2 separate regions of the Homo sapiens genome follow, and region 1 is linked to region 2. The links are chromatin loops, found by intact Hi-C in ENCODE. Cell type or tissue: OCI-LY7. All regions are shown on one strand. Each heading gives the region's core, and the rest is flanking DNA. Links, peaks and the distances in the headings are about the cores only. Region 1 has its middle 81 kb from the start of ZC4H2. Region 2 holds the start of LOC105373239 (a long non-coding RNA gene).

Region 1 (8,317 bases), core at 1,565-6,564, 52 kb after region 2:
ATTAAGAAGTTAACAGTAATTTCTTAATATCATCAAATATCCACTTAGTATTCAAATTTCTCTGATTTTCTTATATTTACAGTTGGTTTGTTTGAATTGGGATCCAATCCAAAATCCAGAGATAACATTTAGTTGATTTGTATGTTAACTCTCTTTTAACCTGTAAATTACTAGTGGTGGGCAGAGTAATTACCCTCTCTGCAAAGATTCCCACATTCTAATCTCTGAAAGCTTTGAATATGTCAGGTTACATGACAAAGAGAAATTAAGGTTGTAGACAGAATTAAGTTTCCTAATCAGCTGGTATTAAGGAGATTACCCTGGGTTATCTGAGTAGGCACAATGTCATCAAAAGACTTCTGAAAAGTGGAAAAAGGAAGCAGAAAAGAATGACATCCTGGAATGGTTACCCCAACACTGTCTCCTGCACCCTCTGGTTCAGAGTCCAGGATCATAGCTCTTATGAGAAAAGACACACACACACGGGCGTGCACACATACACACACACCCGTGTGCACACATACACACACACCCATATACACACATATAACTAATATAAATAGAGTTCATTATAGTTTACAAAAGCACTTTACCATCCACTAAGCCATTCAAGCCTCCCTGAAACCCTGGGAAGTGTGATAAATAAAGACTATTATCCTCATTTTACATACGAGCAACAGAGAGGCTCAAAGAGATAAATTCGCTTAACCCAAGTCACAAGGATGTCAGATCTGTCTGACCCCAGACATTTTGCGGTTTGATTTTCCACTCATGTATTTCCTATGCCCCTCATGTGCCCACATACAGGCCCAAGCCCACCCAAGTTCCTGAGCCAATCCCCAATCAGGGCAGTAACTCAGTCAGCAGCTTTTGCCCACCAAGAAATCAGACTTGAAATTAGTATGTATTGCCAATCAGAGTGCTGCCCAGGGCACTATGGAATAACAGCCACCATTTATTGAATGCCTGCCAAACATTTTTTCTAAGAACTTAGATGGATTTCTTACAACACTACCTTTTATAGCTTACAGAAGGAAATGAGGTTTAAAAGATTATTGACTTGCCCATTGTCACACAACCAATATGTGGAAGATCCAAGTTTCAAACTCAGATCAGCATAAATGCAAACTGTTCTTCACCTATACCTCCTATGCTGCCTTACCACATGTGATTCTAAGCACCACATGGCCTCAAAGTGACAACCCTCAGTCCTCTTCACTGAGGGAGCAGGAGAAAAGGTAACTAGCAGCTAACCGGGAAATGCTAGAGGTCCAAATGGGTTTGGGGACCATGAATGCTAAATGGGGCCAGGTAACATGGGGCTGGAAAGTGATTCCAGCAGCATTGACTGTCCAGGACAACAGCAGCAGTGATCTTTGACTTGGATTTCTCTGGGCAGCATAGAGGAAGGATGGGGACAAGGAGAACTGTTGGTATTGCCAAGTGAAATGTTGAAGCAATGGACCGGGGGTCCAAGCTGTGGAAAAATGTCAGGATGGAATGGATGGACCAGGAGAGGGTCCCAGGCCTGAGGCCTCTGTGAGGTCCAGGAGAAGGTGAGAAGGAGGGACTGTGGGAGAAAAGAGTAAGACTAGAAAATGTGACAGGGTTCTGTTGGGCAGAGAGGAGACATGAAATCATAAAATTTCAGTGGTAGAGCCCTTTTGGGTGTGGACAGATCTGGGTATTAGGGGTTGAAATGGAACAGAGATGAAGGTTTAACAGGCTTTTATTTGGAACGGAAGGAACCAATGCCTTCTCTTAAGAGATGGGTTTTGGCCAGTGAAGACCGTCCTGTCCCTGGGAGTGATTCAGTATCAGGCTTCTTAGATGGCATATGGTGCTGAATCTCTCCCAAAACAGGGTTGACCTGTCCTATAGTGCTGAACTCCTTTATGCCAAACTCTCTACCACAGTTAATTGGCATTTGAGTCCCTTACATGGCATGGAATGCAGCAACAATGGCCAGAGGCTTTGTTTGATCATGTTGTGGACAGGGCCATTTCTGGATGCCCCCAGAAAAGTGAGGAGCCAGTAGGTAGACATCTGTCTTTTTAGATGAATCAGGACATAAGTAGCGTCAAAAACTCGGAATAACATGGAATTCAGGAGGAGACCTCAGTTCTAGCCCTGCCTCGGTAATAGACTGATTTGTTACTTTGTGCTAGTTTCTTCTCCTGTCTGGAGATATATATATCATATATATATGATATATATATCATATATATGATATATATATCATATATATCATATATATCATATATATATCATATATATCATATATATCTCATATATATGATATATATATCATATATAGCATATATATCATATATATATCATATATATATCATATATATATCATATATATCATATATATCATATATATCATATATATCATATATAGCATATATATATCATATATATCATATATAGCATATATATATCATATATATGATATATATATCATATATAGTATATATATCATATATATGATATATATATCATATATAGCATATATATAGCATATATATAATATTTAATATATATAATAAGATATATATATGATATATATATATTCGAAATGGAGTCTCACTCTGTCACCCAGGCTGGAGTGCAGTGGTGCCATCTCGGCTCACTGCAACCTCCACCTCCCGGGTTGAAGTGATTCTTCTGCCTCAGCCTCCAGGGTAACTGGGACTACAGGCGTGCACCACCACGCCCAGCTAATTTTTGTATTTTTTTTTTAGTAGAGACAGGGTTTCACCATGTTGGCCAGGCTAGTTTTGAACTCCTAACCTCAGGTGATCCAGTCGCCTTGACCTCCCAAAGTGCTAGGATTACAGACGTGAGCCACCGTGCCTGGCCAAGCCATATTTTTAAAGTGAGTTGACACCCTACCAGAGTAGCATAGGCAGAAGGAAGGAAGACTTTTTTTTTTTTTGAGACAGATTCTTGCTGTGTTGCCTAGGCTAGAGTGCAGTGGCGTGATCTCGGCTCACTGCAAGCTCTGCCTCCCGGGTTCACGCCATTCTCCTGCCTCAGCCTCCCCAGTAGCTGGGACTACAGGCGCCCGCCACCACGCCCGGCTAATTTTTTGGGTTTTTTTTGTTTTGTTTTGTTTTTTGAGACGGAGTCTTGCTCTGTCGCCCATGCTGGAGTGCAGTGGCGCGATCTCGGCTCACTGCAAGCTCCACCTCCCGGGTTCACGCCATTCTCCTGCCTCAGCCTCCCGAGTAGCTGGGACTACAGGCGCCTGCCACCACGCCGGGCTAATTTTTTGTATTTTTAGTAGAGACGGGGTTTCACCGTGTTAGCCAGGATGGTCTCGATCTCCTGACCTCGTGATCCTCCCGCCTCGCCCTCTCACAGTGCTGGGATTACAGGCGTGAGCCACCGCGCTCTGCCGACATTTCTATCTTGGAAACGCATAGCAGCCATTTGTTTTTTTCGGGGAACTCCTGGGCTGGTTCTTCATTTTGCCCAGGTGTTACTAAATATCAACTGCTATTTCTTCCACCTTCTGAATGGAACCGAGATGCCTCCTGGTGGGCAGTGTAGTTACACGTACATGGTCAGGGTGCTGAAGAATGCCTGGAGTCAGAGTTGGGAGTAGGACCCAGAAACCAAGGATGGTGTTTCAGTGGCCTTAGAGATGGTGCGCTATGGAATTGAAGGCAGGACAAAGACCAGGACTACTGTGAGTTGGGGAAGAGAAAAAAGCAGGCATAACTGCTACTGCCCTGTGGGAGAGGTTCTGTAACAGGTGCACTCTATCACCAGCAGGAGGCAGCATCTGCCCAGATGGCAGAATGAGTGTGTCAGGGCCAGACCTCCAACTGTCCACAGCCCCTGAGCATGGATTAGAAATAATAGTTGACAGCTGTTCTTAACAGAAAAATAATAGACTCACAGCACAGCTGGGCACACAGGTGCAGTAAGGTGACCAAGCATCCCAGTTTGCCCAGGACTGAGGGGTTTCCCAAGATGTAGGACTTTACATTTTAAAACCAGGACAGTCCTGGGAAAACTGGGACAATTGGTCACCCTAAGTGGGAGTGCAGAGAGGCACTTTCTATGCCTCTCTCCATTACTCACATGCTCTCCCTGGTGCTCTTCAAATTCCTTGGAAGTAAGTGAGCGCTATGCTGATTATATGAAGTCAAATTATAAAGTGTATTGAACGCTGGAAAGTAAACCAAGGTTTTGGGGCAACGAAGTAACATTGCCAGATAGATATTATCTTTCCCCGATATTTCATCTTGAAGGTACTATGAAATATTATTAAATTACAATGAAATACAGAAAATTTTATAGTTAGCAGCCATATATTCCCACCTAGATCCTACAATTAGCATTTTGCTGGACTTATTTTTACCACATATCTATCCTTCTATTCATCCATCAATCCACCTAAATTTTGATGCATTTCAAAATAGTTGCACACATCATCAGTTCACTCCATCTTTAAATATGCTTATTAGTAAAATTGATATGTATATTAATGTATAGCATTAATATTGCTTACAGATTTTTTCTTTTGAGGTAAAATTTACATACAATTAAATATACAGAACTTAAGTGTATCTCTAAAAGAGCGATACACTTATGTAATCCTAACTCTATGAATATATAGAACTACCACTGTGCCGGAAAGAGTTAACTTAGTCGTCTCGACTGTTATCCTTCAAAAGAACTGTTCACAAGGTAGGCACTTGGCTGGCATCTGGGAAGTTGAATTTTAGGACAGTTCCCACCATTCTATGGTAAGGATGGCTCATTGTTTCTAACTCCATGCAAATAATATGGTTTATGCTTCACATCGGCTTTCCTTTGGGGAGTGTGGAATTTTGACACATGCTAGGCAGAGCCCTCAATTAAAAAAAAATCAGCACACTGAGTCTCCAGTGACCTTCCTGGTAGACAATATTTTACAGTGTTGTCACAGCTAATTGCTGGTGGAATTAAGTGCATCCTGTGTGATTCCACTAAGAAATGACTCTTGGAAGCCTATACCTGGTTTCCTCTGACTTTACCCCATCTCCCTTTTATTTGGCTGCTCTTGCTTTGTATCCTTTAACTGTAATAAATCATGAACATGGACTGGAATAAATCATGATGCTGAAACCTGTGAGTCCTCCTATAAAATCTTCTAACATGGAAGTGGTCTTGAGAACTTCCATCAAAACCACCATCCCAGAAACTTTCCTCATTCCCCTTCTGTAATAATCCTAACCCTCCATCCTTCAGAAACATTGTTCAATTTCTTTCCCTATAAATTCATTTTGCCTCTTCTAGAACTTCTTATAAATGGACTCATACAGGATTTACCCTTGTGTCTGACTTCTTTCAGTCAGCATAATGTTTTTTTTAAGATCCATGTGTTGTCCAATATATCAAGAATTTGCTTCTTTTCTTGCTAAATAGTACTCTATTATATAAATGTGTCATAGTTTGTTTATCTATTTTTTTAATTTCAATAGTTTTTGGGGAACACGATTTTGACTTTTGGTTACATGGATAAGTTCTTTAATGGTGATTTCTGAGATTTTGGTACACCCATCACCTGAGCAGTGTACACTGTACTCAGTGTGTAGTCTTTTATCCCTCACCCCAGTCCTGCCCTTCCACTCGAGTCCCCAAAGTCCATTATATCATTCTTATGCCTTTGCATCCTCATAAGTTAACTCCCACTTATAAGTGAAAACGTAAGATATTTGGTTTTCCATTCCTGAGTTACGTTACTTGGAATAATGGTCTCCAACTGCATCCAGGTTGCTGTGAATGCCATTATTTCATTCCTTCTTATGGCTGAGCAGCAGGCAAAAGAGAGAGTGTGCAGGGGAACACCCCTTTATGAAACCATTAGGTCTTGTTAGACTTACTATCACAAGAACAGCACGGAAAAGACCTACCCCCATGATTCAATTACCTACCACCGGGTCCCCCCAAAACATGTGGGAATTATGGGAGATACAATTCAAAATGAGATTTGGGTGGGGACACAGCCAAACTGTATCATTCTGTCCCCGACTTCAAATCTCACGCTCTCACATTTCAAAACCAATCATGCCTTCCCAACAGTCCCCCAAAGTCTTAACTCATTTCAGCATTAACTCAAACATGCATAGTCTAAAGTCTTATCTGAGACAAGGCAGGTGCCTTCTGCCTATGAGCCTGTAAAATCAAAAGCAAGTTAGTTACTTCCCAGATACAATGGAGACATTGAGTAAATACGCTCATTTCAAATGGGAGAAATTGGCCAAAATGAAGGGGCTACAGACCTCATGCAACTCTGAAATTCAGTGGGGTAGTCAAATCTTAAAGCTCCAAAATGACCTTTGAATCCAGGGCATCCAGGGCATGCTGATGCAAGAGGTGGGCTCCCATGGTCTTGTGCGTCTACACCCCTGTGGCATTGCAGAGTACAACCCCCCATCCTGGCTGCTTTTACGAGCTGGCGTTGCGTGTCTGTGACTTTTCCAGGCACACGGTGCAGGCTGTCGGTGAATCTACCACTCTGGGGTCTGAAGGACAGTGGCCCTCTTCTCACAGCTCCACTTGGTACTGCCCCAGAGGGGACCCTGTGTGGGGGCTCCCACCTCACATTTCCTTTCTGCACTGCCCTAGCAGAGGTTCTCCATGAGGGCCATGCCACTGCATCACACCTCTGCCTAGACATCCAGGCATTTCCACACATCCTCTGACATCTAGGCATAGGTTCCCAAACCTCAATTTTTGACTTTTGTGCACCTGCAGGTCCAACACCACATGTAAGCTGCCAAGGCTTGAGGCTTGCACCCTCTGAGCAATAGCCTGAGCTCTACATTTGTCCCTATTAGCCACAACTAGGACACAGAGCACCGCATCCTGAGACTACATGAAGGAGCAAGGCCCTGGTCCTGGCTCAGTAAACCATTTTTTCCTCTTAGGTCTCCAGGCCTTTGATGGGAGGGGTTGCTTTGAAGGTCTCTGACGTGCCCTGGAGACATTTTTCCCATTGTCCTGGTGATTAACTTTTGGCTCCTCCTTACTTATGCAAATTTCTGCAGCTGGCTTTCATTTCTCCCCAGAAAAATGAAGTTTCCTCTTCTATTGCATTGTCAGGTTGCAAGTTTCCCAAACTTTTATGCTGTGCTTCCTCTTGAATGCTCTGCCACTTAGAAATTTGTTCTGCCAGATATCCTAAATCATCTCTCTATTTCAAAGTTCCACAGATCTCTAGGGCTGGGGCAAAGTGCTGCCAGCCTCCTTGCATAGAAGAGTGACCTTTACTCCTGTTCCCAACAAGTTCCTCATCTCCATCTGAAACCACATCATCCTGGACTTTATTGTACATATCACTATCAGCATTGTGGTCAAAGCCATTCAACAAGTCTCCAGTAAGTTCCAAACTTTCCCACATCTTCCTATCTTCTTCTGAGCCCTTGAAACTGTTTCAATCTCTGCCTGTTACCTAGTTCCAAAGTTGCTTCTACATTTTCTGGTATGTTTACAGCAGCATCCCACTACCCAGTGCCAATTTACTGCATTTTTCTGTTCTCATGCTGCTAAGAAAGACGTACCTGAGACTGGTTAATTTATAAAGGAAAGAGGTTTAATTGACTCACAGTTCCACATGGCTGGGGAGGCCTCAAAATCATGGCAGAAGGTGAATGAGGAACAAAGATATGTCTTACATGGTGGTAGGCATGAGAGAGGGTGTGCAGGGGAACTCCCCTTTATAAAACCATCAGATCTCATGAGACTTATTCGCTATCATGAGAACAGCACAGGAAAGACCCATCCCCATGATTCAATTACCTCCTGCCAAGTCCCTATCGTGACATGTGGGAATCATGAGAGCTACAATTCCAGATGAGATATGGGTGGGGACACAGTCAAACCATATCAAATAGTGATGCTATTTTGATGGAAATTCCATTGACTCTGTAGATCGCTTTTGGCAGTATGGTCATTTTCACAATATTGATTCTACTCATCCATGAGCATGGGATGTGTTTCCATTTGTCTGTGTCATCTATGATTTCTTTTAGCAGTGTTTTGTAGTTTTTCTTGTAGAGATCTTTCACCTCCTTGGTTAGGTATATTTCTAAGTATTTTATTTTTTGCAACTGTTGTAAAAGGGATTGACTTCTTGATTTGTTTATCAGCTTGGTCACTGGGGCTGTACAGTAGTGCTATTGATTTTTGTACATTGGTTTTGTATCCTGAAACTTTACTGAATTCATTTATCAGGTCTAGGAGGTTTTTAGATGAGTCTTTAGGGTTTTTTAGGTATATGATCATATTATCAGTGAACAGTGACAATTTGACTTTC
Region 2 (8,317 bases), core at 1,391-6,390:
TTTTGCTATTGTAAATTGTGCTGCTATAAACACGCATGTCCAAGTATCTTTTTCGAATAATGACTTCTTTTCCTTTGGGTAGATACTCAGTGGTGGGATTGCTGGATCAAATGGTAGTTCTACTTTTAGCTATTTAAGGAATCTCCATACTCTTTTCCATAGCAGCTGTACTAGTTTACATTCTCACCAGCAGTGTAAAAGTGTTGCCTGATGGCCGCATCCATGCCAACATCTACAGTTTTTTTAATTCTTTGATTGTGGCCATTCTTACAGGAGTACAGTGGTATCGCATTGTGGTTTTGATTTGCATTTCTCTGATTATTAGTGATGTTGAGCATTTTTTCATATGTTTGTTGGCCATTTTTATATCTTCTTTTGTGAATTCTTTATTCATGTCCTTAGCCCACTTTTTGATGAGATTGGTTTTTTTTCTTACTGATTTGTTTGAGTTCATTGTAGACTCTGGATATTAGCTCTTTGTCACATGTATAGATTATGAAGATTTTTGCTCATTCTGTGGGTTGTCTGTTTACTCTGCTGACTGTTGCTTTTGCCATGCAAAAGCTCTTTAGTTTAATTAGGTCCCGGCTATTTATCTTTGTTTTTATTACAATGGCTTTTGGGTTTTTGGTCATGAAATCTTTGCTAAGCCAATGTCAAGGAGGGTTTTTCCAATGTTATCATCTAGAATTTTTATATTTCAGTTCTTAGGTTTAATTCCTTAATCCATCTTGAGTTGGTTTTTGTATAAGGTGAGAGATGAGGATCCAGTTTCATTCTCCTACATGTGGCTAGCCAATTATCCTAGCACCATTTGTTCAAAAGGGTGTCCTTTCCCCACTTTATGTTTTTGTTTACTTTGTTGAATATCTACTGGCTGTAAGTATTTGGATTTATTTCTGTGTTCTCTATTCCATTCCATTGGTTATGTGACTATTTTTATAGCAGTGCCAAGCTGTTTTGGTTACTATGGCCTTATAGTATAGTTTGGAATCAGGTAGTGTGATGCCTCCAGGTTTGTTCTTTTTGCTTAGTCTCACTTTGGCTATGTGGGCTCTTTTTTGGTTCCATGTGAATTTTAGAATTTTTTTTTCTAACTCTGTGAGGAATGATGGTGATATTTTGATGGGGATTGTGTTGAATTTGTAGATTGCTTTTGGCAGTACGGTCATTTTCACAATATTGATTCTACCCATCCATGAGTATGGGATGTGTTTTCATTTGTTTGTGTCATCTATGATTTCTTTTAGAAGTGTTTAGTAGTTTTCCTTGTAGAGGTCTTTCAACTCCTTTGTTAGGTATATTCCTAATTATTTTAATTCTTTTTGCAGCTGTTGTAAAAGGGGTTGAATTCTTGATTTGTTTCTCTGCTTGGTAAGTGTCGGTGTATAGAAGACCCACTGATTTGTGTATACTGATCTCGTATCCAGAAACTTTGCTGAATTCTTTTATCAGTTCTAAGAGCTTTCTGGAGGAGTCCTTAGGGTTTTCAAGGTAAAACTATCATATCGTCAGCAAACAGAAACAGTTTGACTTCCTCTTTACCGATTTGGATGCCCTATATCTCTTTCTCTTGTCTGATTGCTCTGGAAAAGACTTCCAGTACTAAGTTGAAGAGGAGTGGTAAGAGTGGGCATTTTTATCTTGTTCCCATTCTCAGGGGGGAATGCTTTGAATTTTTCCCCATTCAGTATTATGTTGGTTGTGGGTTTGTCATAGATGGCTTTTATTGCATTAAGGTATGTCCCTAGTAAGCCAATTTTGCTGAGGGTTTTGATCATAAAGGATGCTGGATTTTGTCAAATGCTTTTTCTGCATCTATTGGGATGATCATGTGACTTTGGTTTTTATTTCTGTTTATGTGGTGAATCACATTGATTGACTTGTGTATGTTAAACTATGCCTGCATCCCTGGTATGAAACCCACTTGATCATGGTGGATTATCTTTTTGATACGTTGTTGGATTCAGTTAGCTAGTATTTTGTTAAGGATTTTAGAGTCTATGTTCATCAAAGATATCGATCTGTAGTTTTCTTTTTTGGTTGTATCTTTTCCTGGTTTGGGCATTAGGGTGATAGTGCCTTCATAGAATAAATTAGGGAGGATTCCTTCTTTCTCTTTCTTGTGGAATAGTGTCAAAAGTATTTGTACCAATCCTTCTTCTTTAAATGTCTGGTAAAATTTTGCTGGGAATCCTTCTGGTCCTCGAATTTTTTGTTGGTAATTTATAAATTAGCATTTAAATCTCACTGCTTGTTATTGATCTGCTCAGGGTATCTACATTTTCCTGATTTAAGCTAGCAGGGTTGTATCTTTCTAGGAATTTATCCAAATCTTCTAGGTTTTCTAGTTTATGTAAATAAAGGTGTTTATAGTAGCCTTGAATGAGCTCTTGTATTTCACTGGTGTCACTTGTAGTATCTCCTGTTTTGTTTCTCAGTGAGGTTATTTGGATTTTCTCTCTTATTTCCTTGGTTAATTTTGCTAATAGTCTATCAATCTTATTTATCTTCTCAAAGAACCAGCTCTTTCATTTATCTTTTGTAATTTTTGTTTTGTTTTGTTTCAATTTCCTTTAGTTCTTCTCTGATCTTGGTTATTTCCTTTCTTCTGCTGGGTTTCTGTTTGGTTTGTTCTTTTTTCTCTGTTTCCTTGGGATGTGACCTTAGATTGCCTGTTTGTGCTCTTTCAAACTTTTTGATGTAGGCAATTAGGGCTATGAACTTTTGTCTTAGCACTGCCTTAGCTGTATCCCACAGGTTTTGATAGGTTATGCCATTATTGTCATTCAGTTTGAAGAATTTTTTTAAATTTCCATCTTGATTTCATTTTTGACCCAGTGCTCATTCAAGAGCAGGTTATTTAATTTCCATGTATTTGCACGGTTTTGAGGGTTCCTTTCGAAGTTGATTCACACTTTTATTCCACTGTGATCTGAGAGATTACTTGACATAATTTCAATTTTCTTAAATGTATTGAGGTTTATTTTACAGCCTATTTTATGGTCTATCTTGGAGAAAGTTCCATGAGCTGTTGAATAAAATGTGTATTCTGTGCTTGTGGATGAAGTGTTCTGTATGTATCTGTTAAGTGCATTTGTTCCAAGGTATAGTTTAAATCCATTGTTTCTTTGTTGACTTTCTGTCTTGATGACCTATCTAGTGCTTTCGATGTAGTATTAAATCCCCCCATTATAATTGTGTTGCCATGTATCTAATTTCTTAGGTACAATAGTAATTGTTTTATAAATTTAGGAGCTCCAGTGTTAGGTACATATTTGTTTAGGATTGTAATATTGTCCAGTTGGACAAGTCCTCTTACGATTGTATAATGTCCCTCTTTGTCTCTTTTAGCCTCTGTTGCTTTAAAGTTTGTTTTGTCTGATATAAAAATAGCTACCTCTGCTCGCTTTTGGTGTCCATTTGCATAAAATGCCTTTTTCCACCCACTTACTGTTAGAGATCCAAGCTACCCCTCCTCTTCGTCCATGACCTTTGCAATGCAGTCCTTTGTGACCACCTACAAACACCCCTTCCCCTTTTTCTACAGCCACTTTTGCAAGGCTTTCAGTAGAACTGGTAAACAGTTCCAGGATGTGGTTAAGACATCTGCCCACCTTGCCTAGCCAAGCTTGCCTAGCTGAGCAGACAAAAACATTTCCAGGAAATGGATGAAACACCTGCAACCCTACTCAGTTTCCCCCACCCCACCCTAGCCTCTTGCCTTATAAAACCCCACAACAGCCTGTAAGTGGGGCTGCCTCCTCTGTTTACAGTGGAGCAGCCCGACAGGTTAATAAAAACTTGCTTGCCCGACTCTGGGGTCTACTCGTTCCTTCTCTTGGCTAACCCTACATTTTGGTGCCAAAACCCGGGAAGGGGTAGGCTCTGGCCGGGTGTCCCTAGAGCATACTCTCTATCTCCTTTTCCCTCCCCCTTTCACCCCCTCACTCCTCCTGGGCTCACTCATTGGGATGCGCTAGAGCCTTGGTTCCCTTCCTTATTTTCCAGCCACTCTCCCCTTCCTGAACCTGCCAAAGACCTGGAGGATTTATTGGACACTCCCATTGTTGGCAACTTCATTCATCACTAGAGTCTACACAGGGGTGAGTAAGAGAGACTCTTGCCATTTACCTGGGACACTTGACCATCTCTGTCTTCCTGAAAAACCCAGTGCTGGGCCAAGGGCTCCCTCCAGCCTCTAGGCCTATGGCTCCTCCATTTGAGTGACACCTGACTCAGTAGTTGCCTTCTGTATACTAAACAAGGCCTGCAGGACTGGGGACACTCTCTCCCACTGTCCTTGCCACTGGCAGTCTCTTCTTCCTCTGCCCCATCCTCCATTCACTATGGGAGCCTCTCAGTCTACTCTGTCTAAAACTACCCCTCTGGGGTGCCTCTTGCACAACCTTAACACTCTCAGGCTTCATTCAGAGCTTCATCCCAAGAGGCTTATTTTCTACTGTAATGTGGCTTGGCCACAATGTAAATTAGACAATGGCTCCCAGTGGCCTAAAAATAGTACTTTCGTTTTCAATATATTCAGGGACTTAGACAATTTTTGCCATTGCAGTGGGAAATGGTCTGAAATTCCTTATGTTCAGGCTTTCTTCACCTTCCATAACTGCCCTTCCCTTTGCCAATCCTGCTCCACTTTCCAAATCCTACTCACCCATTCTAAACCTGACTTGCTCTCAGCATACCCCCCTTCTGTACCAACTGACGACTCCTTCTTTGACCCTGCAGACTTTTTCATTCCCTGGCCTCATCCTGTTCCTCCTCCAGAACATCGTGACCCTCCACCATACACTCCTGCCCCAGCATTGACCCTCTTACCCCCTCTCTCTAACCACCCCACTTCTGATTCTGAGTCCTGTCTCTACCCCTTATCCACTCTCAGACCCAACATGCCCAACAACCAGATCCCATACTTCCCCTCCAGGAGGTTGCAGGGGCTGAAGAAATTGTCCATGTCCATGTTCCTTTCTCTCTTACCGATCTTTCCCAAATTGATGTGTCTCAAGTCCTTCTCCTCCAATCCCAATACTTATATCAAAGAGTTGAAAAGTCTCACCCATTCCTATGAACTTATTTGGCATGATCTCTATATCATTCTCTCTTCTACCTTCCTTCCAGAAGAAAAGGAGAGTGTGGCTCATGGCCCAAGCACACGCTAATTACCTCTATCAGCAAGATCCTTCTAAGCCAGTAGGGGCCACGGCAGTCCCCTGAGAAGAGCCCCCCTGGGAATACCAACCCACAGACCCTAGCTGGGCATCCTGTAACCATATGATTACTTGCTTCATCGCAGGCCTTAACAAAGCTGCCCATAAAGCTGTAAATTTTGAAAAAGTCAAAGAGATTTCCCAGAGGGCAGATGAAAGTCCTGCTGAATTTCTCTCCCGCCTTACAGAGGCTCTCCAAAAATACACCCGTGTATTCCTACTTCCCGAGAAGAGACTATAGTACTTAATACCCATTATATCTCCCAATCAGCTCCCGACATCTGGCACAAACTCTAAAAGCTAAAGAAGGCCCTCAAACCCCACAACGAGACCTTCTCAACCTGGTTTTCAAAGTCTTCAATAATAGGGATGAGCAGGAAAAAATAAATAAGGCCCAATGAGATTGTGCCAAATACCAGCTACTAGCCATGGCTATTTGCCAACCTGGCAATAGCACCCAAGGGCACAAAGGACCCGATAGCAGTCTTCCTCCTGCTTTAAGAGTGGCAAAGAAGGCCACTGGGCATGGGCATGTCCTAACCCATGAGTACCGAAAAGCTCCTGCCCAGTCTGCCAAGAAACAGGCCACTGGAAATCTGACTGCCCTCTTAACCCGCAAACAGAAAAGCCTGGCCCCCCGAGCCACTGTCCCCTCATCAAGCTGAAGAGTAGATAATCACTCATACTCCTGCAACTCCTTGGCCTGGCCACTGAAGACTGACGGGGCCCATGGCCCCAGCACCCTCTGCCATCACTGCATTGGAGCCCAGGGTAACTCTACTAGAGGCAGGTAAGCGGATCTCTTTTTTAATCAATACTGGGGCCACCTATTCAGATTTACCTGAATTTGTAGGACCAACTCATCCCTCTCAAGTCTCAGTTGTGGGAGTTGATGGACTTGTCTCCAATCCCCATGCCACCAGACCCCTGTACTGCTCCCTGTTTAATACCATTTTCTCACATTCTTTCCTTATCATGCCTCACTGCCCTACCCCCATTCTAGGCTGAAGCCTCTTAGCCAAATTTAAGGCTTTTATCACCTTTTCCTGCCTCCCTCAACCAGAGTCTCTCCTGCTCCTTTCTGCTAGTCCGACACCTGACCTCTCTCCCCAGTACCCACTCCCTGCCTCTCTTGTTAACCCAGTAGTGTGGGACAGCACCACCCATCCCTAGCTGCTCACCATGATCCCATCAAAATCCACTTAAAAGACCTCTCCAAATTTCACAACCTACCCCAATACCCCATCTCTCTCACCCACCAAAAAGGCCTGCAGCCCATTATAAACAAACTCTGCTCATGCGGTCTCCTTAGACCCACTCAGTCTCCATATAAAACCCCCATCCTCCCTGTTAAGGAATCAGATGGCTTGTACTGACTTGTCCAGGATCTCCAAGCCATCAACCAGGCTGTCCTCCCTATTCATCCCATAGTCCCTAATCCCTATACACTTCTCTCTCTCATCCCCTCTAATACCACCCACTACATTGCAATTGACTTAAAGGATGCCTTCTTTACCATTCCCCTACACCCTGATTCCCAAAATCTCTTTGCCTTTGCCTGGACTAATCCTGACACCTTTTAATCACAACTCACATGGACTGTCCTCCCTCAAGGCTTCAGGGACAGCCCTCACTTATTTGGACAAGCTCTAGCCCAAGACCTCACCTCCTTAGACCTTTCCCCCAGCTGTCTCCTTCAATGCGTAGATGATCTTCTTCTCTGCAGCCCCTCCCTAAAAGACTCTCAAACTCACACAATTACCCTTCTAAAGTTTCTTGCTAGAAAAGGATATAGGGTCTCCCCCTCCAAAGCCCAACTGTCCACCCAACAGTAATATACTTAGGAGTCCAACTCTCCCCCAGGGCCCAAGCCATGACCCCAGCACAGGCAGCCTTAATAAACAGCTTGCCTCCGCCTTCCTCAAAAAATGAAATTATCTCTTTCTTAGGACTGGCAGGTTTCTTTAGGAACTTTGCCCTCCTGGCTCTCTCAATGAACCTCTAAGCCCCACACATAACATACTTCCCAGTCTCCAAAAATTCCAAACTGCTCTTGTCACTGAACCTGCCCTGTCCTTACCCAATGTCTCCCAACCCTTCATTCTCTACACTGCTGAAAGCCAAGGGACAGCCCTTGGTGTCTTATGACAACAGAAAGGGGATCCTCCTTCCTTTGCCCCTGTAGCCTACTCTCTAAACAATTAGACAACACTGTCAAAGGGTGTCCAACCTGTCTTAGAGCATTAGCAGCCGTGGCTGTTTTAGCTCTGGAAAGAAAAAACTAACATCAAGCCAAAGCACCACCATCCACAGCCCTCACAATTTACAGGATCTCTTCTCCTGGGCTTTCAGCTCCCTCTCTCCTCCCCAAAATCAGTCACTTCATGCCCTTTTTATTGAAAATCCCAAATTCAGTCTTGCCAAAAATACTACCCTCAACCCAGCATCCTTATTCCCTGTATCTTCTTCCCCTCCTACTCATTCTTGCACTGATATCTTGGACCACCTACAGCCACATTTCCCAAACTTTTCCTCTGAGCCTTTCACCATCCCCAATGACCAACTATTAATAAATGGCTCCTCTTCTGGACCCACCAACTCCCTCAAAATTGCTGGATATGCAGTTGTTTCCTTTGACTGAGTAATTGAAGCCAAGCACCTACACCGAAGAACCTCCTCTCAAAAAACAGAACTCATAGCTCTCACCAGGGCCCTAAACCTTCCAAAGGCAAATGAGTCAACATTTATACAGACTCCAAATATGCCTACCACATTCTTCATTCCCATGCTGCCATCTAGCAAGAAAGACGATTCCTTACTGCCAAAGGAACCCCCATCACTAACAGCCCCCTTATTTATCAACTCCTTCAGGCCACCCACCTCCCAACTAAAGCAAGAGTTATACACTGTAGAGGACATCAAACAGGATCAGATGAATCTCAAGAGGGAACAGAAAAGCTGATGAGGCAGCAAAGGAAGCCTCCCTCTTGTCTGCCCCTGCCCCTCTCCTCCTCATTACTCCAGCAATTCAACCTAAGTACTCTCCCACCAAAAATACTTTGCTACTACAGGAGGGAGACTCCCTTCAAGGG

Evidence for each region. Peaks named below come from ENCODE experiments on the same cell type or tissue, not always from the same donor. Only the 100,000 strongest peaks of a DNase experiment are listed, where the experiment ranks them.
Region 1: a loop joins it to region 2, with 2.9 times the contacts of the local background. A loop is called at or near these places in 2 of 110 quality-filtered maps.

What each region holds. Positions count from the first base shown.
Region 1 is chrX:64,891,101-64,899,417 of GRCh38, forward strand. No RefSeq gene overlaps it. Among named protein-coding and RNA genes, the nearest start is that of ZC4H2, 81 kb to the right of the region's middle. In OCI-LY7, for the core only: a CTCF peak has its summit at 3,744 (motif pointing right); DNase peaks (open chromatin) are centred at 3,531 and 3,801.
Region 2 is chrX:64,839,043-64,847,359 of GRCh38, forward strand. It overlaps LOC105373239 (a long non-coding RNA gene), which reads left to right and starts at 3,718. Exons shown (of 4, transcript XR_938417.1): 1 at 3,718-3,792; 2 at 4,012-4,106; 3 at 5,137-6,015. In OCI-LY7, for the core only: no CTCF peak of the experiment used is centred there; DNase peaks (open chromatin) are centred at 3,529 and 6,049; H3K4me3 peaks cover 3,190 bases; H3K27ac peaks cover 4,667 bases.